3 separate regions of the Mus musculus genome follow, and all the other regions are linked to region 3. A link is a loop called in an ENCODE intact Hi-C map of the cell type or tissue named here. Cell type or tissue: heart. All regions are shown on one strand. Links, peaks and the distances in the headings refer to the core of each region. The heading gives the core; the rest is flanking DNA. Region 1 overlaps St8sia6 (ST8 alpha-N-acetyl-neuraminide alpha-2,8-sialyltransferase 6). Region 2 overlaps Cubn (cubilin (intrinsic factor-cobalamin receptor)). Region 3 holds the start of St8sia6 (ST8 alpha-N-acetyl-neuraminide alpha-2,8-sialyltransferase 6).

Region 1 (11,280 bases), core at 4,890-7,389, 66 kb before region 3:
AAGACAGTTCTGCCAGGATCAAAGCAGATGTGAAGTGCCACGTACAATGCTCGAGCCATTCTGAGTCCAGTGAGTGAACTGTGCAGGTGAGAAGCGTTGGAATATCTGTCCAATCCATCTACAGGTCTGTTCTCAAGAGTGTATGGTCAGATTATAGGTACTATTAACAATATATCACTGAACCAAAAGAGGGAAAGAGAGCGATGGAGAGGGAGGAAGAGAGGGAAGGAAGACAGAAGGGAGAAAAGAACAAAGAGAGAAAAAGAGGTAGATAGATAGATAGATAGATAGATAGATAGACAGATCGTCAGTCATAAAGTCATATTCATCTTTTTGGCAATGATGTATTGCAGTTAACCTGGAAACCTGGAATGGCCTTGTATGGAGAACATTTCTTTTTCTCCCTCACTCTTTTTGATCCTTTATGTATGTTCCAAGGTGCTCAAATCCAACAAATAAATAGTAAAATAGTAAAAGAGCCTACAGTCTGCAAAGGAAGACTGTGTAGGCTCACCTCTCTGAAGAAAAACAGCCAAAACTTGGAGATCTACAAAGGACTAGAAGTGGGAACAGAGCATCTGGGGTGGCAATGGAGGCCACACAGTACAGGTGCTTTCTCTAGGAAGCTTATCACTAATCATCTGGATCTAAAGAGAAGGTGATAAGTCCTAATAGTCCTAATGGTCCTAATAGTCCATCTGTTGTGCAGGATTAGGCTGTCCAACTGAACTGACTCAAATCAGAGCCCACATAGCATTGTTATGTTTTCCAGTGGTTTCAAGAATCTGGGCTGTCTATGTTTTCCAGTGGTTTCAAGAATCTGGGCGGTCAGAAGGCTGAGTCAAAACAGAGAGAGGCATGGGACATCAAGGGTTGCCATGTTGGTCTGGCCTTCCCAAGGAGGATTTAGTCTAGAACAGTCCATGAGATTTCTATGTGAGCTGCATCAGATTCTTCACACAGCAGGCTCCATTGTGAAACAGCTCCCTATTGTATAAAGAAAGTGCTGAACATTCTCAAAGGGGACCTGCCTCCTGCACGCTGGGGAGCACTTAGCTCTATCATAGTCTGGAAGCTACTACTAGGGAGCTCAAAGCATTTAGTAGAAGTCCTACACTGGCTTGTCCCAGCGTACAGTTGCAAAGCAGGCTGGACCAGTTCACCTACACCCTGGCTTCTCTTCTCAGGTCAGCCTCCTACACACACGGAAAGAGAAAATGGATTACCTGCTCAATCCCTTCCTTCTCTGTCCACACCATTTTCACAGTTGAAAAGTAAGAGAGGGGTATTAGCATAAAGCATGAAAGAAAAGCACAGAGAAGAAGGACCCTGGGTCAGTCTCGCTTACACAGCCGCCTACAAGGAAATTAACTCTGTCTCCTGCCTGTTGCCAGCTTCTCCATTTCTCAGCCAAGCACTCAGCAAATGAAATATAGAAACTTCTTTTCAGAAGATTCTCTTGCCCTTCCCACTCCACACACCCCCTTTACACACTTTTTTTTTGTCAGTCCTGGAATTGAACCTTGGGCCCTGTATGTGTTAAACAGGCCCCTACATCTTGAGATATGTGCCCAGGCTCCTTTAAGGAGCTAACAAACACAGCACTACTCCACACTCCACAGGCAGAGTCTTACTAGATTTTCTCAGCTACAATCCAAGCAGCACCCCAGATATCAGAACCTTGGGCCACCAACACCTCTTCCTTGCATAGAGATTAGACATGTTGGTTTGCCTTCTCCCTAGTTTGAAGAAGAGGATGTAGGGGATCATTGAAAAGTATGAGATTATAAACTCCAGTCAGTGAGTGATGGGTGAGCCACAGCTGGGGCCAGGGGTAAACCATTAACCTGAAATTGTAAGCAAAATTTTGTGAAAGGGAACATTTTCCTAGGATAATGCCTCAAACACATATCAAAATTTCAGAAGGGTGTGCAGGCTTTAAGTTTTAGCCAGAACACATAGAGCATAATAAATGTGGATCTAGGACAGTGAAGCTGAGTCCTTCGGCCAGAGCATGACCTTGATCTGCACTGTGTCCCTGCTCCTTCCTCCTCAACTGGAGGGGCATTCTCAGAGCCAAATCCAGCCTGAAGTGAGCCCAGCCTGATTTTCCAAATCATTTCAAATATGCTTTGGGAAGAGTGCAACTTACCGTCTCGTTTTGTTAGATAAAGAGTTCAAGCTATATTGCAGATCTTTGCATTTCTCTGTTATTTGGGTTGTCTTCTCATCCAGATATGTGCTGTTTCAGGAAAAAGATTGGAAAAAATGATTTAATATCAAAGTATGTAAGATATTATTAATATAAATCAGATTTAATTGATAAGGGGTTGTATCCAAATGAAGCTTGGATTTTATTCCTTTATTGAATTTCTCCCTGGGAAACGAAATTGATATTGTTACCTCTGATAGATCTAAAATTTAAAAATGAAGTTAAACTAAAAAAAAAAAATCCATGCAGAAGGCTTTTTATTTCCATTTTTGCATTTTTGTATTTTCAGGTTAGTATTTATAATAAATAACTGATTTTAATCATTGCGTGTAAATAGCCTTTAAAAAAAAAGAAGAGCTGTCTTGGGTAAGAAGCCTAGAGACACAGGAAATTAATGTTTTCTCCATAAAGAACACAGGTGTATCTGCTTTCTGATTGTTGTAATACTTCTGATATGTTAGCCCCACATGTTGGTTTCTATGAACTCAGAAAATCAGAGGTGGAATACAAGCAAACCAAAAATCAGCATTAGGACAAAGGCAATGGCGTCTTGCACTAATGAGCTCCATGGGCACACTCATGTTATTATCTGACTCTCTGATATAACAAATCTCTTGGACACAGACATGTCAAGTAACTAACTCCTGGACACAGTGAGGGTCATGGACATAGTGTAAACACACTGTGCCTGGATCCACCAGGAAAGACAAGCAAACAGATCTGAGATCTTCTCTGGAGTCAGGACTTCTTGATACACTGGGCATGAGGGGTGATAGAGAAGGAGGGGGCATGAAGGTAAAGAGATAAGCAAGATAGGTTCATGGATAAGTCGACAATATTTTTCAGAGGGGCTTCCTAAAAGTACTGGGTGTGTGTTACCTATGGGCTCACAAAATCTCACCGACGGCCAGCACTATGACTCCGAGTTTGGTGACCTGATTTCAGTTCTTGTAACACACAGTTGAAAGAACACATTCACACAAGTTGTCTGACCTTCACAGTATGTAAGCATCACACACACACACACACACACACACACACACACACACACACACACACACAATCTATCATCTATCTATCTATCTATCTATCTATCTATCTATCTATCTATCTATCTATCTATCCATCCATCCATCCATCCATCCATCCATCCATCCATCCATCTATCTATCTATCTATCTATCTATCTATCTATCTATCTATCTATCTATCTATTTATCTATCTCATGTACACTCACCAAATAATAACAGTAATAATACATTTGATAAAACAAACTCTGAGTCCCAATATAATTTCTTTCCCTACTTCTTCCTTCCCACCTCTCATCCTCTCTCTAGAAGCACTTCTTGTGCTAGTCTAATGTATTATCGTGCTCCCAAGCATTTGTTTATTTCTAATTTGTTGTGTGTTTTATCCAGGCAGCACTGTTAATGAAGTGAATTACCCAGCCAGCAGTGCTTTGAATTATGATGCCTTTGTAATGCTCAATTGTGGGCCGGTGACAACCAGAGACCAATAGAACTGTCATATACACCTTCCCTTAAACTGGAAAGTATCTTTCTTAATAAAAACAAAATAGCTTTGCCCAGCCATAAACCAGGCATGCGGTGTGCAAATTAGAGAAGAGTGTCTGATGCAGAGTGGAGATGAAGAGGCAAAGGGGGTCTTTGGAGTCAGTGAGGATGACCTTGCCTTTGGGCTTCAGTCTGGCCTTAGCCTTCAGCAGGGGAGTTTCTCTTTAATTTTTACCAATAACACAGCTAACAGGATTAAATGGGGCTGGGGTGGGGGTGGGTATGTATGAAAAGACCTGACACATAGAAGCCAATAAATATCTGTTGAGTTCTTGCTCTAAACTCATTGTTGAACTTGACTTCATGTCAGTCAGTAATTCCTCTAGGCCAATTATTCTGTTCTTATAGAGGCTGCCTACATCTCTACCTGCAGGGAGTCACTCAATCCCAAGAGAACAGGCAAGGAGTCTTTTAGTTTCCTTTGCCTTCTGTGTCTCTCCAACCCTTTTTTTCACTTGAAATCTTCAGTTTCTTTCCTGACCTCTACCTTTCTCTGGTGTAAGAAAACAAGAAACGTCTGTAGCTCTGAGGTGGGAAAACTCATGACCAGCAAGCAGATCCATCTTGAAGGTGAGCATGCAACCTTGAGGGGATGCAATGGCAAGCCTTCTTTAACATCCAATTGGGAGGCAAGTTTCTGCTAAGTTAACGGGAATGGAGAAAGGGGCAGTCATGAGGAAAACAGGAATGCCAAAGACTCTGAGTCAGATACAATGTGGTAAAACAAGAGACTGCTATGAGTCAACTGTGGGTTGATGTGTAAGCCTTCCCAGGGATCTAGTTAGAATGATCCAACCCAAAGGACCAGGGTACAGGTGAAACAGACTGGATATTGCAAGCCACAGAAAAAGGCACAGAAGCAAACGACATCACAGTCTGCTGCAAGGAGCACATTTTAAACAAGATGAATAATGAGAAGACCCATCTGGTACTAACTCTCAATGGGACCTGAGCTGTTAGTGAAGGGAAAGAAAGCAGAACAGGATTCGGATGGCTCCTAGGCACTGTCTGTACAAACAGATTCTGCAAGCTCCAAGTACCATTTCTGTTTCTGTCCCCTTCCAAGTACTTACTGTTGTATAATTCCAGGTCATTGCAATTTTTGGATGAAACCCTCTTACAAAATTATATCAAAGAGAAAATAATGAGCTTATATAATAATCACCAAACTCCACACCAAGGGCCTCTAGCCTCTGCCACCAAGGAGATGTATCTTAGATAGCACTGTGATCCTCCCTCTGGAGATATGCTAGAATTTGGGGAGTAGGTTGGCTTTTAATGCTTCTCAGACAAGCAAGCTGAGATTACTCCAACTGTCCTTCCTGTCCACGTTTCTCTGAAAGGTGACCATCCTTGCTCAGCTGTCCCTGAGCAAGCCTGCCTCACTATGCATCTGAGGCATTTGCCACCTCTGCCACATACTGCCAGCTCCCTAGATGCCTTCCTCCACCAACATCCTCTCACTTGTTGCAAAATAAGCAACTGAAACAATAAAGCTCCTACCATACATATCCCTGGTCCTGATGCCTTAGGACTGGTGACTTGACAAATTCATGGTGTCCAGTTGGTCCGGCCCTCTATGTGCCTTAACAACTCTATTTCAAGCCTCAGTTCTCTCAGTGGCCACTGTAGGCGTTCGGTTCTAGTGTCTTGACCACTCACTGCCCTGCTAACATCTCATTCAATCATGCTGCCCGTTTCAGAGGATACGGTGCTGCTGGGTGCGATTAATCCGTAGCTGTCAGTCCTGACCTTCTGACTAAAAGAAAGACCTCCTCACTCACATGATGATAATGTATCTGCCACCCCAGCCTTCTCTGTCTCCTCTGTGACCAGGTCCCTCTCTACTACGTTTTCTGAAAGCATCTTTACTCTCTGGCTGTGTACTATTGCCACGATCAATTCACTACTGTCTGGAAATAAAAAGCAAAATATGTCACCTTGCTATTCACTCTCTCTTCATTGCCCATCCTAATTACAAGCCACAGCTGCCCACTTCCTTTATTTATAAATTCACTGACTGGCTTTCAGCAAACATCACTATGTCAAAGGAGATCTCAGTGCCTTGCCTTTGCTTCCCAACTTTCAGGGTATCTGGTTTCACCCACAGTCCTCCTTGCTCCCCAGCTTCTGACTGCTAGTCACAACCCTTCTGCAGCTTTTTATTCTAGACTGTTCTGCATGTATTGGTATTTCCTGTCATTCATTTTCTGATGTGACTTTAAAGTAATGACTGGTCTTTAGCTACAGGTCTTCTGTACATTGCCTCTGGGTCTCCTGCCTTTGAAACCTGCCTTCTCTCCCCAAACCTTTCCACAGACCTCTATTTCTATCATCCTTTCTCATTATCCCCCAGTGGTCTGTCTCTCAGGAACACTTGATCTGAGCATGCCACTTCTCTGCTCCAAATCATCCCCCTTTGGGACATGTAGCCCACTTCCTGGTGGGATATCTAAAACATCAGCCACCTATCTGGCTAGCCTTTGACTATGAGTTTAACGATGGTTTGCTAACCACTAAATGGTACAAATTTCCTTTTCTCTCCATTTCCTGCAAGTCTTATACCATGAATTCTGACCACCTTTGTTACTTAATAATAGAATTTGTTTGGTGCCAACAGACAAGCCATTAGGCATATTTTCAGCATGTAAGGAGGAAGCACTCTTTAATAAGACTGTGGGTTGATGATACAAAAACAAGCATTTTGCCTATCATTGTTATCCCTGTGGATGCTGGGCTTTCTTGAAATTCTGTTTTGATAGGTCATCCTTGAGTTGAAAGTGATTACTTTACAAGTCCACCTGACAAGATTTCACTAGAAAGCAAGAAGTTGGGAGACTGTACTCTCTCTTGCCAGGTAATAGACAGTAAGACTCTGGTACTGCAGAGGCTCTGTCTCAAAGAAATAATGTTACACAAATATGCAGAATTCTGCCTTTGGTCCTTAGTATCCACCAAGGCCTCTGAAGAACAGACTGAATGTGACCTTCTGTGTGTGACCTGCAATCATGCAATCAGATCCCCGGCCAAGTAAAACATTCCAAGGAACAATTGGCATGCAAGAATCTCAGGAACAGCAAGTGCAGCTAAGTTCTATTTATGGTAACATAATCGGTGCCACAACATAAAGCTTAAAGTCTAATCAATTTTACTCTCTGAGGAATGGATGCATTAATAAACAGCAGAGCATAGTTTCTAAACACAGAAAGCTCAAATAAGGATTTTTAAAAATAATTATTTTTAATATCCCTTTCTTCATCCAAGAGTGATAAGACCAGAAACCATGCTGACCAGCAGCAGAAAACCCTATGGAGAGGGGTCTAGCAGGCTGGCCAGCCTCTTGGATTCAGGCCATGGTGATCTCCTGAGTCCTAATTCTAAGCTCAGCAAGCAAATTGTTTATAGTGTGTTCCCCACCCCATGCGGGCTTTCTGAAAAGAGAAGAGCAAGTGTGATGATTAATCAAATCAACCAAGAGACATGTCTCTGGGCAGTCTGTAAGGGGTGCTCTTGGGAAGGGGGAACTAAATAGAGTAGATCCACCATGAGAGTAGGCAGAACTTTCCAGAAGATACAGAGTTGCACGGGGATATGTCATCCGTCCTCAGTGTTTGCATCTTGCTAGTCTGTGCATATACCCTTTTGTTGCTACTGCTGCTGCCATGTTTTGCTAACATTAGAATCCAGATTCTTCTGAAGACAGGAGCTTTTCAAGAATTCTCCAGATATTAGCACCAGACTGAGACCACTGAATTCCAGCGATGTGAACTGAGCAGCTTATCAGTTTCTCAGACTCTGCAGCTCACAGACAGTCATTGATGGACTAACTGGTCCATTTGGTATAAGCCAACCTGATAAATCTTTTATAATAATTGTTCATTCTATCAGTTCTGCTCCTTCAGAGACATGTGTATAGCAAGCATCTAGCCCACCATGTAGCTGGTTGCTCTCAGTCCCTAACAAAGTAGTCTTCTGGATTGGAGATCATTCTTGGATGTGACAAGCATTGCTTCTGACATGTTCATACTCAAACACAGATAAAAGTGTAGTTTGGTGCCTACAAAGATGAGAGACAGATCCTGGTCTTTTCCTTTGTTTGGTCATTCATTAGTTATGTGTGGAGTCTACACCATGTGCCTGGGAGACAGGAGGCACTTGAGATACTACAGTGAATAAGGTCGTATCCTTGGAGCAAGACATCTGCTGGGGAAGACAAGCATATATATGCACACATATCATTTGACTTTGCAGTATGATAGCTAGCTGTTTTTATAATCATATTAATTTCAAGAAACCATGAATCTGTGCATTTAATTCAAAATATGGGAACTGCTCTTAAAATAACAGCATTAATAGAGACTTATTCTTTAAACATGAACACTGCTGACAACTTCAATTGCAAAATATTCTGCAGATCATCTCTGTTTACTTGGCTCTTATCTGTTTCCATTTACCATCAATGAAGATTAATCAGCCACCCCTCAATATTAAGTCAGTTATCAAGATGCACTCTTAAACATTCCTATCATAGAAAGACAGTTTTCAAAACTGTAAATTCAAAGCTGTTGTAGATATATAAAATGATATACATTAATGATTTTATTTTGCTCATAAGGGACCCAGTTAAAGCTATCCACAGTACCAATCATTTATAAATCAATAATATTGTGATGAATATGTGATGAAAACCAGGTAGGGAGGGGTAAGGTAATTTGCATATTTACAGACAAAAATTAGTTTGCATAATAGCTAAGGCTTAGAGTTCTCAAATGTCTCCCATAGGATCATACTAAGATAATTCAGAGTTGTGGGATCTAAACACAGCAACCTTACTAATAAACCTGATGGCTAGATTTCATGGTCACTAGAAGAGGAATAACACAAACATAAGCAGGCTTACCCAGCTGTGAACTCTATGAACTATAATAGAAATCTGCCAGCCAAGATGTGCCCACAATGGAAATAGTGGCACTGCAGTGATAGGTGCAACCAACCACATTTTGCTTAGATTTGGGGCAAGATCCATGCAAGAAATCACGCCTGGAACTACATGTCTGGTGATAAATCATGAGTGTGGCGATCATGCAGGGGTTAGATTGTACCGGTGTTTAAATACGGTGATATGATATCAAACTGACTTCTAAACATATATGTTTGCAGTCATAGGCATATGATACTCTCTGTTTTAATTAGAAGCTTCATTCTACAATGACTGTGTAAATGCATAGACTCATGGTTGTTTAAGATGCTGAGAATAAGGAACAACTGAGCACCCAGCTCTAAACAGGGCATGCACTAGTCCCTTCAACACCAACAATTGGACAAAGCAGCAGTCTATAGAATAGGAAAAGATTTTTCCAGCTACACATTTGATAGAGGGTTAATATGCAAAATATATAATGAACTCCAAAATGATCACCAAAAAAATCAAGCAAACAAATAACCCAGTTAACCACTGGAGTATAGATCTAAGCAGAATTCTTAAAATAGGAAACTCAAATGGCTGAGAATACTTAAAGAAATGTTCGTCATCATAAGTCATAAGGGAAATGCAAAAGGAAACTACTTTGAGATTTTATCATATACCTATCAGAATATCCAAGGTCAATCAAACAAATGACAACTCATGCTGGCAAGGATCTGGAGCAAGGGGCACACTCACCCATTACTGGTGGGAGTGCAATCTCATACATCCACTATAAAAATTAGTGTGGCTATTCCTCAGGAACTTGGAAATGGATATACCTCGTGTTCCAGCTATCTCACTTGTGGGCACATACCCAAAGGTCCCTTCATCTTACCACTTGCTTAACTATGTTCTCCACTGCTCTATTCATACTAGTCAGAAACTGGAAACAAACTAATTGCCCCTCAACATATGAATGAATAAAGAAAATGCAGAAAATTTACACAATGGAACATTACTCATCCACTTAAAAAATGAAATCATGAAATTCACAGGTACATGGATAGAACTAGAAAAAAATCATCCTGAGTGAGGGAAATGTGGTATATATTAGCTTTTATATTGTGTAAATTAGCTGTTAAGTTCAAGATAGCCAAGCTACAATCCATTGAAACATAGAGGTTAGGTATAGAGGTAGGAACTGGGGGGTGTAGGAGTCTCCATAGGAAAGGAAACAGAATAGATAGTTATGGATGGATGAAGGAAGGGTACTGGAATGGGAGAACCAAGTGAGGAAAGGATGGAAGAGATGAAAAACAGAGGGAATATAAATAGAGACAGCTAAAATTAAAGGCCATTTGAGTGATAGTATGAAAACCTAATAACTAAGTAGAGGTCTCCTGAAATATATCCATATATAAAGGCAATCTAAATGAAATCACAAATAATGGATAAGACAGAGTCCCTACCGGACATCTCTTGTCACCAAATGAAGCTTCCAGTGCCTAGATCTTGTTATATTTAATTGAGTTGTTGGCCAAAAGACTCCCATAGCAATTGCCAAAACTATAGGTTGTTCTCTACAAACTGATGGCAAGGTTCCATTGCTGAAGACAACACCTGCACAACTCATTTAACATGGAGAAGTAGATCTGGTGCTTACACAGAGCCTTCACTCCTACATTTTAGTGTCTTTTGTACAGAAAGGTAAAGTGCATGGTACCAGGAGAAATACAAATTCCAACCCAGACACAAAACGTTTGATCTACAATGGTAGGTCACAACATGCTGGGACAAGGGTGGTCCAAAGCTTATAAGAATTAAACAAACAAATAAACAAACAAACAAACAAACAAAAACCTAATGTCTAATTAAGGCTGACTCTATGAGATGGAACCAATACTTGACACTGCTTCTGTGACCAAGAACTTGAGACTAGATAGGCCAGGAGCCTATAGTAAAACCAAATTCTATGATTCTATTAAACGCACGTAACAGTAAAATAACCCCTAATGATACTGTGATACACTCATAGATCAGAGCCTTGCTCAGCCATCATGGAAACAAATACAGGGACCCACAGCCAGACATCATGCAGAGAGTGACCTTGGAACACTCAATCCTAAATGGGATGGGTCTTATCCGGGCTCAGGGCACCCTGATGAAGAGGAGACAATAACAGTGTAAGAGCTAGAGGGGAAGAAGGATGTCAAGGAACAGGGTCCATGAACACATGACTCACAGAGACTGGGGTAGCATGCACGGGGCCTACATGGGTCTGCAAAGTTGTGTCCTAAAGTTGAAAGAAGTGGATACATGCCCCTATCCCCAACCCAACCACTAATGCCAACTGATAACCACTTGTAAATGAAACTCTATTTTTCTCCAAGGAAATCATACTAGGGAAACAGACTATCTCAAGGTCAGACAGAATGCATGACCAGTAGATGGCCAGCCAACACAAAATGAACTCAATGTATCTTTGGAGGTTTCTTGTCTCCGAATGACAAGTCTTTTTTTTTTTTTAATCTTTTTTTAAAATTAATTTATTTTTTACACTCCATATTTCATTCCCCGCCCCCCATCC
Region 2 (2,500 bases), core at 1-2,500, 500 kb before region 3:
CTCGCTTCTTGGTAAGTGCTTTGACCCTTCCCTATGACCCACATGCCTTGGTTTGTTTTATGTTGCTGTACCAGAGTACCATAGACCATGTCATTTATACACAAGTAAGTTAATTGTGATATTTCTGAGGATTGAGGAACATTCAGAATTCAAGGGGCAGACTTTGATGAGGGCCTTCTTGCCTTCTAACATATGAGCATCCTAAGAAGATCATCAGGAGCATGCCAGCTCGGCAATCTCTTCCTCTCCTGGGGTGATACTATTCACCCCATGATAGGAACCCCACTCTCATGACTTCATCTAACCCCAGTTATACCTCAAAGCCCCCCATACCTTTAGCATATGGATATAAGGTTTACATTTCTACCACAGGTACTTGAGTGATATGTACACACCACAGCATCACCCTTCCCTAAAATATTCTCCCTGAGTCTACTCTATCTCAATAAACAGCTCAAGTCTAAATTCCAGTCATACTCAACTCTCCCATTCCCATGATAAGCATCCCCACTTTGTTCCACTTTCGAAATATATTGTATCAATGCCATGTGACACAGTTTCTTCAGAACATGGCTCACAGATCAATTGCACAGAGCACTCACAGAGTTCTGCACCGTAGTGCCCAGGTGTTTGATGACCTAGAGTATGTGTCTATTCTTCCTACAAAACTATACCTTGTACCCAATGCAGAACTTGCAAGCCCTGGTCAATGCTGTTGCTTCTCTCCCTTCCCAGTGCTTGCTGCCTCTGACAGTCTCCTCCCTTGGAGACATAGTCTTTCTTGAAGGACTGATAATCCCTAGTCATAGACCTTTTACTCAAATGTCACCTCCCCTGAGAGTCTAATCCCACACAGTGGGGCCCTCCTCCAATACCATCTTGTTTTATTTTACTGTGATGAAACTCAATCAATGTAATGCTTATTTACTTTGATTGGGCGCCCCCTCTGCACAAGTGTGAGTTTCACAGGAAGAGAAACGGAGTTATGCTCAGAAGTGTCTCTAGCATCCAGAACTACTGATGGCTTTCACAGATTTTTACAAACACCCAAAGAAATAGTGAGGATTTGTATATCCCTCAAACACTTTACTAAAAAATAAATAAATAAATAAATAAATTAATATAGTATGTTTTCATTTTTATGTCTATGTTGTTAATTTTTATTGTACTTTAATAATGATTTTCTGTGTTTCTGTAGCCCTGAATATGAGTTCATAACAGAACCACATTAGATCAGAAATCTCAGAGTAGTGTGGCCACTGATGTTATAAAATGAACATGATAAATTTCAAAATTAAAAAATGAAACAAAACTGACCACTAGATGGTGCTGTCTCTTCTATATGAATTCACGAGGAGCACAGAAAAGTGAAGTTCTGTAGTCAAACACCCTCACTTTATAGAGAAGAGTTGCCAAGTTAAAGACAACATACTTTTTCTGCTAAGTGAGGTTTCATTACAACCACTGTGGTCTATACAAGCTTTCACTTGTATCATGTACCTGGCTTGTGTTGGGTAGTGTGTATATGGAGAGACATAAGAGCATTTATGTACCTTCAAGGTGCTCATAAAATAGTGAGAAGAAAGAGCTAAATATAAACGTATGTGCGCGCATGTGCGTGTGTGTGTGTGTGTGTGTGTCTGTGTGTGTGTTGCTGTTTACAGATATATCTACAAATATGCATGGAAAAATATAAAAAAGAAACCAAAGAAAAGAAAAGGTAATTCTGTCAAATAATATCAAGGAGATTCATACTATAAAAGAGAGAGAGAGTCGGGGAAGACCACCCAGTTCATGCCGAGGAGCCTGGGTCTTACTTTACAAGACCAACGTCAGTTAGAGACTGGTAGATGTGAGGGGCAGGACAAGGACAAGCTAGGGCTGGGTAGAAGGTGGCCCTGTGCTGGTACTATATTCATCCAACCACATTAAAGTAAGAGTTAGCGTAACTGATTGGAATATATAGTTACAAACTGCATGACTACTAGCCTCCTGTATGATCAAACCTGAAATTATTTCTCTGTTCTGTTCCTTGCCAACACCAAATCTCTTGCTGTGGGTAGACCCTGAACAACACTGGAGCAGGGACTGCATGTCTGTGGTGAGTTAGTGTCTGAACACTAACTCAGGCACACCTTGCCTTCTAGAAGCCTTGTTTCTTGGTGTCACTGTGACAAAATGCCTATAATAGTCAACTCAAGATATACTTTGTCTCTAGGACTCAGTCTTTGCACGACTAATCTCTATAGCAACACAGTTATAGAGCTTTGTTGTTCTAGGACTGTGTTAAGGTCATGACAGAAGGACACACAGGGGGTGGGGGTTATATACTTCACAGAAGCACTGATGCAGATAGAAAAGAGTGGTTGGGACTCAGGTATCTTTCAAACGGCAGTGTCCTCAGTAACCTACCTTCCTAACTGACTCCCATGCTACCAACCATGTCTTCTTAACGGCTGTGCTTTGGTGGGTCATGTAAGATTCAAAGTATCACAGTAAT
Region 3 (11,280 bases), core at 4,777-7,276:
GTCCCCAACCGATAATATATTTGATATTTGCTTTATTACTTTTAATTATGTGGTGTGGGGCACAGGGATCTGTATATGGGTGTGTGCTTGTGAGTGTTGCTACTCACAGAGGCCAGGAGTTCCAAGAGCTGAAGCTAGAGGTGACGTTCAAAATGAATGCTGAGAACCCAACTTGGGTCCTCTGCAAAGGCAGTACATGTTCTTAGCCACTGAGCCATCGCTGTCACTGAGCCAACCCTTAAGCCCCTAGACACTATATATATATGTGTGTGTATGTATATATATATATATATATATATATATATGTATGTATGTATGTGTGTATATATATATGTATGTATATATATACATATACATACATATATATATATATATATAGTTTGAATACTATGTCTTAAAACTTTTAAAATGTGTCTATGGCTAGGTAAATGGCTCAGTGGTACAGTCTAACATGCATGAGACTATGAGTTCAATCCATAATATCACAATTCCAAAGCTCCATTCCAAGGAAAATGTATAGTACCAAACTTTTTCATTATAAGGAGAAAGGAAAAAGCACATAAAAAAAAAAATCAACCCTGCAGCTCAAGACATTGGAAAAGAAGAATAACTTTTTAAAAACTTCAAATAAAATGGAGCACAGAAATACGTTTGAGGAAATGTAAATCCAAAAAGGCCAGAACAGACTTTGACAAAGTTTATGTGAAAAAGAAAGAATTTATTGTTATATTTTAATTCTTAGTGTGTCTTCTTCTCTGTCTTTAATGCATGGCCGTCTCCTAGGCAGTTAGAAATACCCAGTGGGGTACATGGACATGGGGTACACAGGTGTGGGGTACACAGACGTGGTGTACATGGACAGTCTGCAAAGGTTTTACTGACGGGAGCAGGGAGAAAGGAGACATAAGAATTCCCTTCAAAGGAAGGATCATCCAGAGACTGCCCCACCCGGGGATCCACCCCATAAACAACCACCAAACCCAGACACTATCGAATATGCCAACAAGATTTTGCTGACAGGATCCTGATATAGCTGTCTCTTACGAGGCTATGCCAGTGCCTGGCAAATACAGAAGTGGATGCTCACAGCCTTCTATTGGATGGAACACAAGGCCCCTAATGGAGGAGCTAGAGAAAGCACTCAAAGAGCTGAAAGGTGGAACAACAATATGAACTAGCCAGTACCCCCAGAGCTCATGTCTCTAGCTGCATATGTAGCAGAAAATGGCCTAGTCAGCCATCAATGGGAGAAGAGGCCCTTGGTCTTGCGAAGATCATATGCCCCAGTATAGGGGAATGCCAGGTCCAGGAAGCGGGAGTGGGTGGGTTGGGGAGCAGGGGGAGGGGGGAGCGTATAGGAGACTTTCAGAGAGGAAACTAGGAAAGGGGATAGCATTTGAAATGTAAATGAAGAAAATATCTTAAAAAAACACCAGGGCCAAGAAGTAGGAGTGGGTGGGTAGGGGAGTGGGGGGGAGGGAGGGTATGGGGGACTTTTGGGATAGCATTGGAAATGTAAATGAGGAAAATACCTAATTAAAAAAAATCATACATGGAGAACTGATCTTTGGTGATGAAATTTGCCTAGCCTTAGAGTTAAGACCATTAAAATGGTATTCATAAATAAAGCATGTTTTTACTTAAAAAAAAAAAAAAAAAAAGATTTCCCCTTCAAACAACAGATCTTGCTGCAGTTACCAGAGAACTTTGCAGAGGGCGCTTATACACCTGCCTCCTTTCCCATTCAACCACCTCACTGGGTAGCCACTTCCCCAGTCCCTTCCCTCTACTTCCCATAACTTACATTAAAGCTTATGTTTTAATCAAGGCTGTATTTACATTGGGGTGAAAAGGGCAGCCATGGGTTCTGACTTACTGAGAGAAGGTTGGGACTATACAGGGTTAAGTTTGAGGTAGCAATGGCAGAAGGGGGTTGCTAACTCCTCCAATTTAAAACAAACAAACAACAAAAACAATCATTGGATTTTACCAGTGAAGGCTTGGAAGCCAGATGCTGTGGTGACAACCTGCTGGCTCAAAGAGGCAGAGAAAGCACCCAGCTGACCTTCCTCCCCAAACAACATCACAAAAGAAAAGAGAACTTCTTCACACTGTCTCAGAAACCCTTCAAACAGAATGTTCCTTCCTTCTATTTTCTGTGTGGCTCTCTATTAGTCCTCCTGTCCTCCTCTTCCTCTCTGTGGTTTTGGCCTATGCTCACTCCCTGCCAACTGTGGCTTGCTCCTCCTCTTGACTTATGATTCCATTTAATCCTGTTTAAAGTAACCAAAAGGCTCCTGGATTAAGCACACGTGCTAGAACTCAGCAACACCCATAACTAAAACCAGGTTTCTCTAGTAAATAATACAATCTCGGGGTTCACAGTATGATCAAATATCCTGCAACAGAGAAAAGCAAACATTTTAGTGACAGACAAGGACAGGCTGAAAGAAAATCTTCAGCAGATCCCCCAGAGGTAGCATCAGGATGCCCTCTGGCCTCTGGGACTGCAGCAAGAGCATCTAGAACAAGAGTCAGAAGCTGCAGTTCTTACAATGGTCACTGACAGGAAGCTGGCCATCAAACAGAAAAGTGACTGGGGGGTGAGGGGGTGGCCTCCAAGCAGAAAAGGGATGTTATTTTGCAGATAGGAGAGTTAAGACATACCATGCCCCTTTACACCTATGTATCTAGATGCCATCTTAGAGAAACAAGAAGTGGCAAAAATGGCAATCTGATACATGGAGTGTGTACTTTAAGAGAGAATGAATATTATCAGAAAGAGTTGCTTAAACTGTCACACAAGTATACACACACACACACACACACACACACACACACACCACAGACATGCATGTACACATAAAGGAGTTTGAGAACAGGCTCTTGGCTCCATGTGACCTGGATTTGACTCTTGGTTGCACAACTCTATAACATCAGGAAATTATCTTGTGTGTTTCAATTTCTCAATCTATAAAATGAGGAGAACTGTTTTTTCTAACAGTTCAAAAGCATAAATGAGTTAATAAATATAAAGTGCTTGGATCAGTGTCTGCTACACAAGAAGCATTCAAGGGATGATGGCTACTCTTAATATTGCTAAGATCAGTAACAAGGAAGAGCAGGCCAGCCACTGAGACATGAAAAAACTGCCAGTTTCTCTACATAGCCAAGCAGTAGTGAATTTCAATTTACTCCCCTGCTCCATGAATAATAAAAATCATGAATGAGAAAGATATAAAATAGATCAAAGGACAAAGAGGTTTTTTTTTCTGTCACAAACACAGCAGTCTGGTTTAAACAAAAAGAATATCTTTTTAAAAAATGGACCATATTCAGTAAAAATATAAATTGCCAATATTAGTTCAAGAAGTATAGCAAGTAGATTTTTCAAAGGAAGGATGCCAAAGAAATAAAAATTAATTAGTGACCTCTGGAAAGACCTGGGACAAGAGAACTAAGGAGTATGTGCTTTGGATTTCTCAAAAGGAAACCCCCAGAATGAACAATAATAGTTCAACGACTGACTTGTGGGCAGAAGTCCTCTCACCCTCATTTCATAAGCAAAGCTACTCCTTCCATGAAATCAAGAAAGTTGGGTGAAATCAAGCACATATCAGTCTTTTTATCAAGAGTTTTATTACTCCAGGATTTCCTAGTGTCCCTACCAGACTCGGGAATTCCAATGAGGCACCTGTGGCAATAATTCTTCAGTGCAGTTTCTTCTAAGTACTTCCAGATCTTTCTGAGGATCAGGCCCAGAGCCTTGTGGAAAGCAATGTCCAGTCATGCAATCAGAAGATTAAGGTGGATTCAAGAGCCAAGAATATACAGAAGGATGAAGAGGAAGAGAGAGGGGGAGGCAGTATACAAAATTGCCATCGTTATAACAAAGCAGAACAGGATGCAGCCTGCTCCGGGGACGTGTGGAAGCAGAAATTGATTCAACTCTTCTTGGAAGCAATTGGAAAGAAACGTGATTTAGAACGTTAAATGCACGTTCATTTTTACCTAATAATCCAACTTCCTATCAGTCCTCCTAAGGAAATGAGTCTGAAATGAAGATAAAGATTTACATACAAAGATAGACTCAATAGAATGTCTCCTAGCAAACAAAACGAAATGAAGATAGGAAAGCATTTAAATGAGTAAAGAAAAAATTATTAAATAGACTACAGAATATTAAGATGGTGAATAACTAGTAACAAGCAACATTGGTGGGAGGTGGTAAAATCATGTTCAGGCCTATGATCCTTTAGGGGAAAAAGATGACACACAAACACAAAGTACAATCTCACATGTACTTTTCACATATAGGAAATAGACATTACAGAGACATAAAGTAGTCCTAACCTGAAAATGATACCTGGGTCTGGGCTCTGAGTTAATATTAAATTCTCTTATGTATTTCCCCTATGGCTTTCTATATTAAGTTGTGTTATTTCTATAATCAGAATAATAGATATCCAATAATTACTGTACATTAATACACACCCACAGTAAGGAAGAAATGTAAGTTCTTTTTCATCCAGGACAAACACACTGAAGAATTGTATTCCTTCGATCTCAACACAGATGCACTTTAAAGAACAGAAAACAAAACCCACAAACCAAATCTCTCAGTAAAGATAGACAAGTGCCTTCTCTGGGGTTTTCCACACACCTTTATCTACAGAATTCAGTACCCATCTTTGAAAGTGTAGCCGATATGGAGAGATGTGTTTTTAAAGGTTGATGTGCGTAGTCTCTCTCTCTCTCTCTCTCTCTCTCTCTCTCTCTCTCTCTCTCTCTCTCTCTCTCTCTCTCTCTCTCTCTGTCAAAGACAGACAGAGACAGACAGACAGAGATATCCAGGCAAAACGCTCAAGTGAGTTCCACGGGTCTCGCAGTCTTGCCCAGACCTTGTCCATCTGTCCCTAGTGGCCTTAGTACCTGTTCCTGGTGCGTGGTACCGGGGTTGTCGGGCTCCAGAGTGTCTTCAGTGCAGCTGAGGTACCACTGGTGTCCTCTCTGCTTCCCTCCATCAACAGCCTGCACAGCCAGGGAGAAAACTAAGTTATTACACCGCGTTGGAAGCCAGTGTGGCTGGCAGACTGGGCACTGCACTCCAGACGTAATCAGAGCATCTTTGTGCACCCCAGCTCCCGGGATGGGTCCCTAATCTTGAAGTTAGACAGGAAAAATCCCATAGGACAAAACCAGGAGTAGAATGGGGGAGTCCTGGAGCCTGGCGGGAAACCTCTTCAGGAGGTTCCGCTCTGCAGCTCCCTCGCCCACAGAGGCACTATCCGGAGCCCTCCCAACCCCGACGTGTCCCTTTCCACTTCAAACCAAGACATCCGGCCAAGCGTCGCCTCTCCGCGACCCCTGATCTCCACCCTACCCTCAAGGAGCTGCTTAGTCAAAAGTCTAAAGTGGTCAGTCACCCGGATCTTTCCGGGCGTCCCCTGGAAGCAACACCCAGAGCACAGCGTGGGCGCACCGGACCTTTCAGGTGGGGCGAGTTGAGGCCGGGGAATTACCTGGAGCGGGCAGGCGCGTCGGCTGGGCACCAGAGCATACGCAGGAGGAGCAGCAGCATCAGGCTGCCTATGAGGGCGAACAGCGTGCCCCCCGATCTCATCCTGAGCCACGGGCGTCCTCGCCGCCAAAGCTGCCGGGGCGAAGCGCAGCCCGGGCGGCACCGACTCGCCGCTCCGGTCACCGCCTTCGCCGCCGCCGCCACCGCGGCCGCTGCCACGCACACCCCCAGCGTTCAAAGGCGGTGGCGCGGGCCCGCACTCTGGGGGCTGCCCAGAGCCCAGCCTGCAACAGTGTTGCTGGGCACCGAGCCGAAGAAGCCGCGTTCGGGCTCGCTCGCTTCTTCCAAGCCAGCCCCGGCCGCCGAAGCTGGCGAAGCTGGCGGACAGCTAGCGGATGACGATTCTCCAAGCTCGTCGCTTGTCCTCCCGGAGGCGCTCGGAGCCGCTGCGGGCTCTGGTCGCTGCAGCCGCCGCTGCCTCTGCCTACTGCTGCCGCCGCCGCCACGCGGGGTCACCTGAAGGTTGGGGTATGAGCGCTCAACTCCGCGCTGATTGGGCTCCAACTTTTCAGCTGCTCTCACCTTCGCCCGAGTGCGCGCTTGGCCCCAAGTGACCCACCCAATCACATTGCGACTCTGCTATGTAGCTGAGGCCCTGAGCTAGAACCTGGAGGACTGAAGAGAAGAGCAGAAAGGACCCACTTCAAAAAGTTTGCAAACTGGGTTGCTCAGTTGGATCCTCCCACGTGCCTGAAAGCTGCCAGGAACTTGGTAACGTTTGAGTAGACTGGCATTGCATGGCACCTTCCCACGACGTTCCGTGGACAGTTGACACCAAATTACCAAGAGATCTTCAAGGGCAATTTGTCCACCCACCTTTGACCAGAGTCATCTCTGCTTGCTTTAAAACAACTGTTTTATTGGACATCTTTGTGTCCAGTAATTTGTATTATTGATGAGCATGCGATTGTGTGACAGATTGACTGCTTATAAGGGCAGAATTGAGTAGTGGTGACTGCGAGTCTATAGCTCTCAAAACCTGAAGTGTTTACCATTGTTTACCAAATGTTTTTCAGAAAAACAGATTTGCCTACTGCCAATGGAGGTGATCTCTGGATTTTAAATTCTTGCCTAATCCAGAACCTAATTGGAATTATAACGAACACGAGAATTTCACCAATAAGAGAAAAATGCACCAACCAATCATAGGCAGCTAACTCATCACACCACGCAAAGTCAGTTACCTACATGTAGCCAATCAGGTGATCCCTCTACTAAGACTTTGTGCCCGCCCACCAAAAGCTTGCTGCCCACTGATAGGCAGATATCCCCTCTTCTGTTTCCCAGTGCTGCCTAATTCACGAGTCCTTCTTTGTTCAAGTAAATGGTTGACATTTATTTGTCTCAAATATTTCTTTTCTCGTAGCTATAGGTCGACATCCAGTTTCTGTGTTGAAACTCTATCCTCCAACTGTGATTTGATCCTCAACACGAGGCTGGAGAGATGGCCCACTTGAGTTGGATGAATTAGCTAGGGCAGGGTTCAGTGGGAGGATCTGTGCCAAACAATAAGGTGGAGAGTGATAGAAGACCTCACTCAATACCAGCCTCTGGCTTTTGTTCCTGTACATACGTGCACGCACACATGTATGTACAACACACACACACACACACACACACACACAGAGAGAGAGAGAGAGAGAGAGAGAGAGAGAGAGAGAGAGAGAGAGAGAGAGAGAGAGAGCGCAGAGGGCAGGAGTTTCCTTTCTCACTAATTTGTGAGGGGAGGGGACAACCACCAACCATGAACTTTACAATGCTGTAACTCTGACCTTGAACTCATCCAGATTTTTAAAAATCCGTTGTTGTGTCTTCCACCTAGGCAAGAGTATTTATGAAGAGCTGTAACTGACGAGGACAAAGATGCTTCCTTCAGACCATATTGAGGAATATCTCACTTGTTAGGTAAACTCACGTTTATTGATCAGAACCTCACCTGATGCAGAACAATGAGCCAATGATGAGATGATATAATCTGGCTTTCCAATTATTCTTTTAGAAAACTATCCCAACTCTTTTAGCCTTAACCTATGCTGTCCAAGCATGGTCCATCATCTACCCTAGCCCCTAAGGTTAGGCAAGGCTTTCTCTGCTCTATCTGTTACTCTAGATCCCTGAAGTACACCAACAGAGCATAAACTTCATCATTTGTCACACAGGTACTTCCTGTGATTATTCATTCTACTTTTGAACAGCTGAGGTTATTCCAAAAGCAACCTGAATGCTATATCATTTGGGGGGAAAGCTTAATTTAAAATATCTAGAAGAGCCAGAGAAGTGGCTCAGTGGGTAAAATGGAGTACTGAAACCCAGATTGCAGCACCCACATAGATAGCTAGGCAGCTAGGTCTGGTAGCTCAAGCCTGTAATTTTACACAACACTGAGGTGGGGTGGGAATGGGAGAACTCCAGGGCTCTCTGCCCAGTCAATCTAACCAGGACTACTGAGAGGCCCTATCTCATAAATACCATAGAGAGCAATAGCGGAAGATACCCATTGCCATTCTATGCTCCCCCACCCCCAGCCACACACATTTAAGGATTTCTAGTTCCTGGTGCCAATCTGTATCTCCTGGAAAAACACTTGGTTAAAACCAAATCAGAAGTTTGCACATAGTTGATCAGTAAATGGCCAATGAAGTGAAACCACTTTCAAATAAATGTTATTCTCAAAGAGAAGGATTGGGAAGCAGAAAATAAATGTGACTATAGATATGATTTTCTTCTACAGCTCACCACTGTTGTTAAAATGTCACTAATCAAGAAAGAAGAAAGCGCTATTTTTACACAACTGGACCTTTTTAGGGATTCAGTTACTTATTCCACATAGGAGTAATGTGGCTAATTCCAACAGTGCTAAAATGATATAGCAAGATGGATCAGGGATAATGTGCTTGCTCTGAAAGCCTAACAACCTGAGTTGGATCCCTGAACCTACTGGGGAAGGAAAGAGCCAATGCCTAATGGTTGACCTCTGACCTCCATACACAGGAAATGGCACACATGTGTCTATAATTAAGCACACACATCATGTGTGTGTGCACACACAAAGAATAACAAAAAAATCCAAATTAAAGAACAAAGGTTAACTAAAGTAAAATGAAGTGGTGATACAATTCTACATAGTTAGAAGTTTATTCCATCTCTTAAATGAATAGGTACAGCAGACTTATCCTTGAGAGCAGAAGGGTTGCCTGGTTTTGGAAAATATCCTGAGTTGTATTTCCATGCAGACAATTCATACTAACAACAATCTGCAGAAAAGGGAAAGGACATTAGGAATCCACCAGGAAGCTGCAATTTCACCTGATTTACTAAAGTTTAATATTTCAGCACAGCTGGGCTCAAGGCAACTGCAAGTGTCACCCTTGTGCTGGGTCCCCTAAACACCCTTGCTGCAAATGGAGTTGTTTTCTATCATGCCCATGGCTATAGTCCGGGGACTTACAAAAGCCCATTTTGTGAATTTGCAATGGGAATTCAGAGCTGAGCCTTAAAATTTGACAGTGGGAACTTTACCTTAAGCCTCATCATTTAAGTCTTGGGTTGGTAAGGTATTAATTAACTTGCTTATCCTTGAAAGACAAGAAACTTACAAAAGCATCGTCACAAATACTATTTGTCAGTTGAAAACTGATACCAGAGAAGCTATCAACTTTCTACTTGCAGGTTTGACCCCAGAGATCTCTGCCAGGTAAGATTGGGGATATGGTAAGACTAGGAGTTCAGACCCGAGGTCAATCCTCTGTGCTCACTAGTGTGTGAGCAGACCGAATTCTGCCTGTTCTAGGCAGATAGTGGGTTTCAGAGGGCATCTTCTGAGATTTCCAGGTTTTCTGTGTTTCTAGTTTACAAAAGAAGTGCTATTTTATGGGTCATTTACACAGTGCTGCCTTCTCCTGCATTTGTTTACCTACTGCATTAATCAGGGTTCTCTAGAAAATCCAATAATCCAGTAGTTGCTCACAAGACTGGATGGCTCAGCTGGTCTTCATTACATTCTGGAATCCCAAAGAAGTAGTCTCTAATGCCAGTGAAGGCATGGACTCGCTAGCAAGGTGAGCGCAAGCAGGCAAAGAGCAAAACCTTCCCTTTCCCATGTCCTTGCAGAAGTTGTGGCCCAGATTAGAGGTGAGTTTTGCCAGCATTTCAAATGGTCTAGAATAAAGGTTTGTCCTCCCAACTCAAGATCTCCAATAAAGTCACAATTGCCTACCTCAGAGATACAGATTAGGAGTAGATCTTCCTACTTCATATTAATCAAAAATCCCTCAAATGTGTGCCCTCCATCTTTTGGGGGGGGGGTAGTTAATTCTATATGTAGTTAAGTTCACAAGCAAGGGTAGCCATAACACCTAACATGCATGTTCTGTCTCTTGATAGTAGTAGTAGGTTTCCAGTCTTTCCTTCTGTCACTGGCTTTTCACATGCCATGTGTGTGTGTGCGCGTTTGCATGTGCGTGTATGTGTATGTGTGTTTGTGCACACACGCATGTATATGTTGTATGTATGTGGTGCATGCACACATGTGTTTGAAGGTGGAAGCCCTGCTCTATCACTCTCTGCCATATTTCTTTGAGACCGTTTATGTCACTATACTTTGAGCTAGATTGTTCACCCACCAACAAACCCTAGTGATCCTCCTGTCTCAGTTCCCCACAGTGCTGGCTGGTTACAGGCACAGGTGTGGCCACACCCAGCTTTTTACCTGAGTGCTGGACAGCCGAACTCGGCTCCCCAGGCTTCCATAGCAACTCATGTCCCCACCAAGGCACTGTCCCAGCTCTAATGCATTCATTTTGATTCCCTTTTATTGCCTTCCTATTCTGCCACATCCCAACATTTGCTGCTTATATAATCTTTACTATTCTTTATGCATTTTTCCATGAATGTTCCTACTTCAAGAAAATGACTTTAAAAAGAAAGATTGTGGCATATATATATATGTTTGAATAACTGAAAATCTTCCAGAAAGTTAAAAGTGTTTTTATTTGGAGCATATGGTTTTATATAATAGTAACAAATGTTATTCAACAACAACAAAAAAGAGGGCTCAAAGAAAACTAGGGATATGTTTGGTTTCTATAGGCATAGATTTCAGGATTCATGAAGATGGTTTCCAAGTACAGACTGTTTAAACAATGTGTGTATGTTTGTGTGTGTGCATGTGGTATACATACATACATATATATATGTACATATATATATATGTGTGTGTATGTGCATATATATATGATAGATAGATAGATAGATACAAAATATATCTATCTATATCTCTTTAAACATCAGATAGATGGAGAGATCTCCATGGATATAAGAATCATCAATATAAAAAAAGAAATGAATGCTGTAAGGCATAAAGAACCGGTGCACCAGTGAACCCTCATTTACATGACATTTTCCCCTTTCTGTCTAGAAAGGAAAGTATCTGATGTCTCCAGACTGCCTGATCGGTTTTTGCAATATTAAAGATTTGTGAGAATGGCAGGACAATACCACATTCATAACGTTAAAACTACTCCTTGGAGAGGAAATTCATAAGAATAGTATAACCAAAGCTGCATACTTTCAATAAATCATAGAATATAAATAAAAGCAGAAATAATTTCAGGAAATCGATGACCTTGTATGAGGGACATATCTTCAGATATGTCTTATTGCATATCTTTGTCCACTTCTAATCAAATATAAAATATAGA

What was found. Hi-C counts contacts between places; a loop is a spot of excess contacts. Peaks named below come from ENCODE experiments on the same cell type or tissue, not always from the same donor. Only the 100,000 strongest peaks of a DNase experiment are listed, where the experiment ranks them.
Region 1: a loop joins it to region 3, with 2.5 times the contacts of the local background. A loop is called at or near these places in 3 of 42 quality-filtered maps.
Region 2: a loop joins it to region 3, with 2.9 times the contacts of the local background. A loop is called at or near these places in 8 of 42 quality-filtered maps.

The regions. Positions count from the first base shown.
Region 1 is chr2:13,721,291-13,732,570 of GRCm38, forward strand. St8sia6 (ST8 alpha-N-acetyl-neuraminide alpha-2,8-sialyltransferase 6) reads right to left here. Exons shown (of 8, transcript NM_145838.1): 3 at 2,153-2,242. Among named protein-coding and RNA genes, the nearest start is that of St8sia6, 67 kb to the right of the region's middle. In heart, for the core only: no CTCF peak of the experiment used is centred there; no DNase peak of the experiment used is centred there.
Region 2 is chr2:13,289,469-13,291,968 of GRCm38, forward strand. All of the region lies in intron 60 of Cubn (cubilin (intrinsic factor-cobalamin receptor)), which reads right to left. The region is part of intron 2 of Gm13270 (a long non-coding RNA gene); the gene reads left to right. Among named protein-coding and RNA genes, the nearest start is that of Gm13270, 19 kb to the left of the region's middle. In heart, for the core only: a CTCF peak has its summit at 1,314 (motif pointing right); no DNase peak of the experiment used is centred there.
Region 3 is chr2:13,787,822-13,799,101 of GRCm38, forward strand. St8sia6 (ST8 alpha-N-acetyl-neuraminide alpha-2,8-sialyltransferase 6) reads right to left here and starts at 5,699. Exons shown (of 8, transcript NM_145838.1): 1 at 5,523-5,699; 2 at 4,933-5,031. The coding sequence starts at 5,623. In heart, for the core only: a CTCF peak has its summit at 5,790; a DNase peak (open chromatin) is centred at 5,980; H3K4me3 peaks cover 1,582 bases; H3K27ac peaks cover 768 bases; H3K27me3 peaks cover 2,356 bases.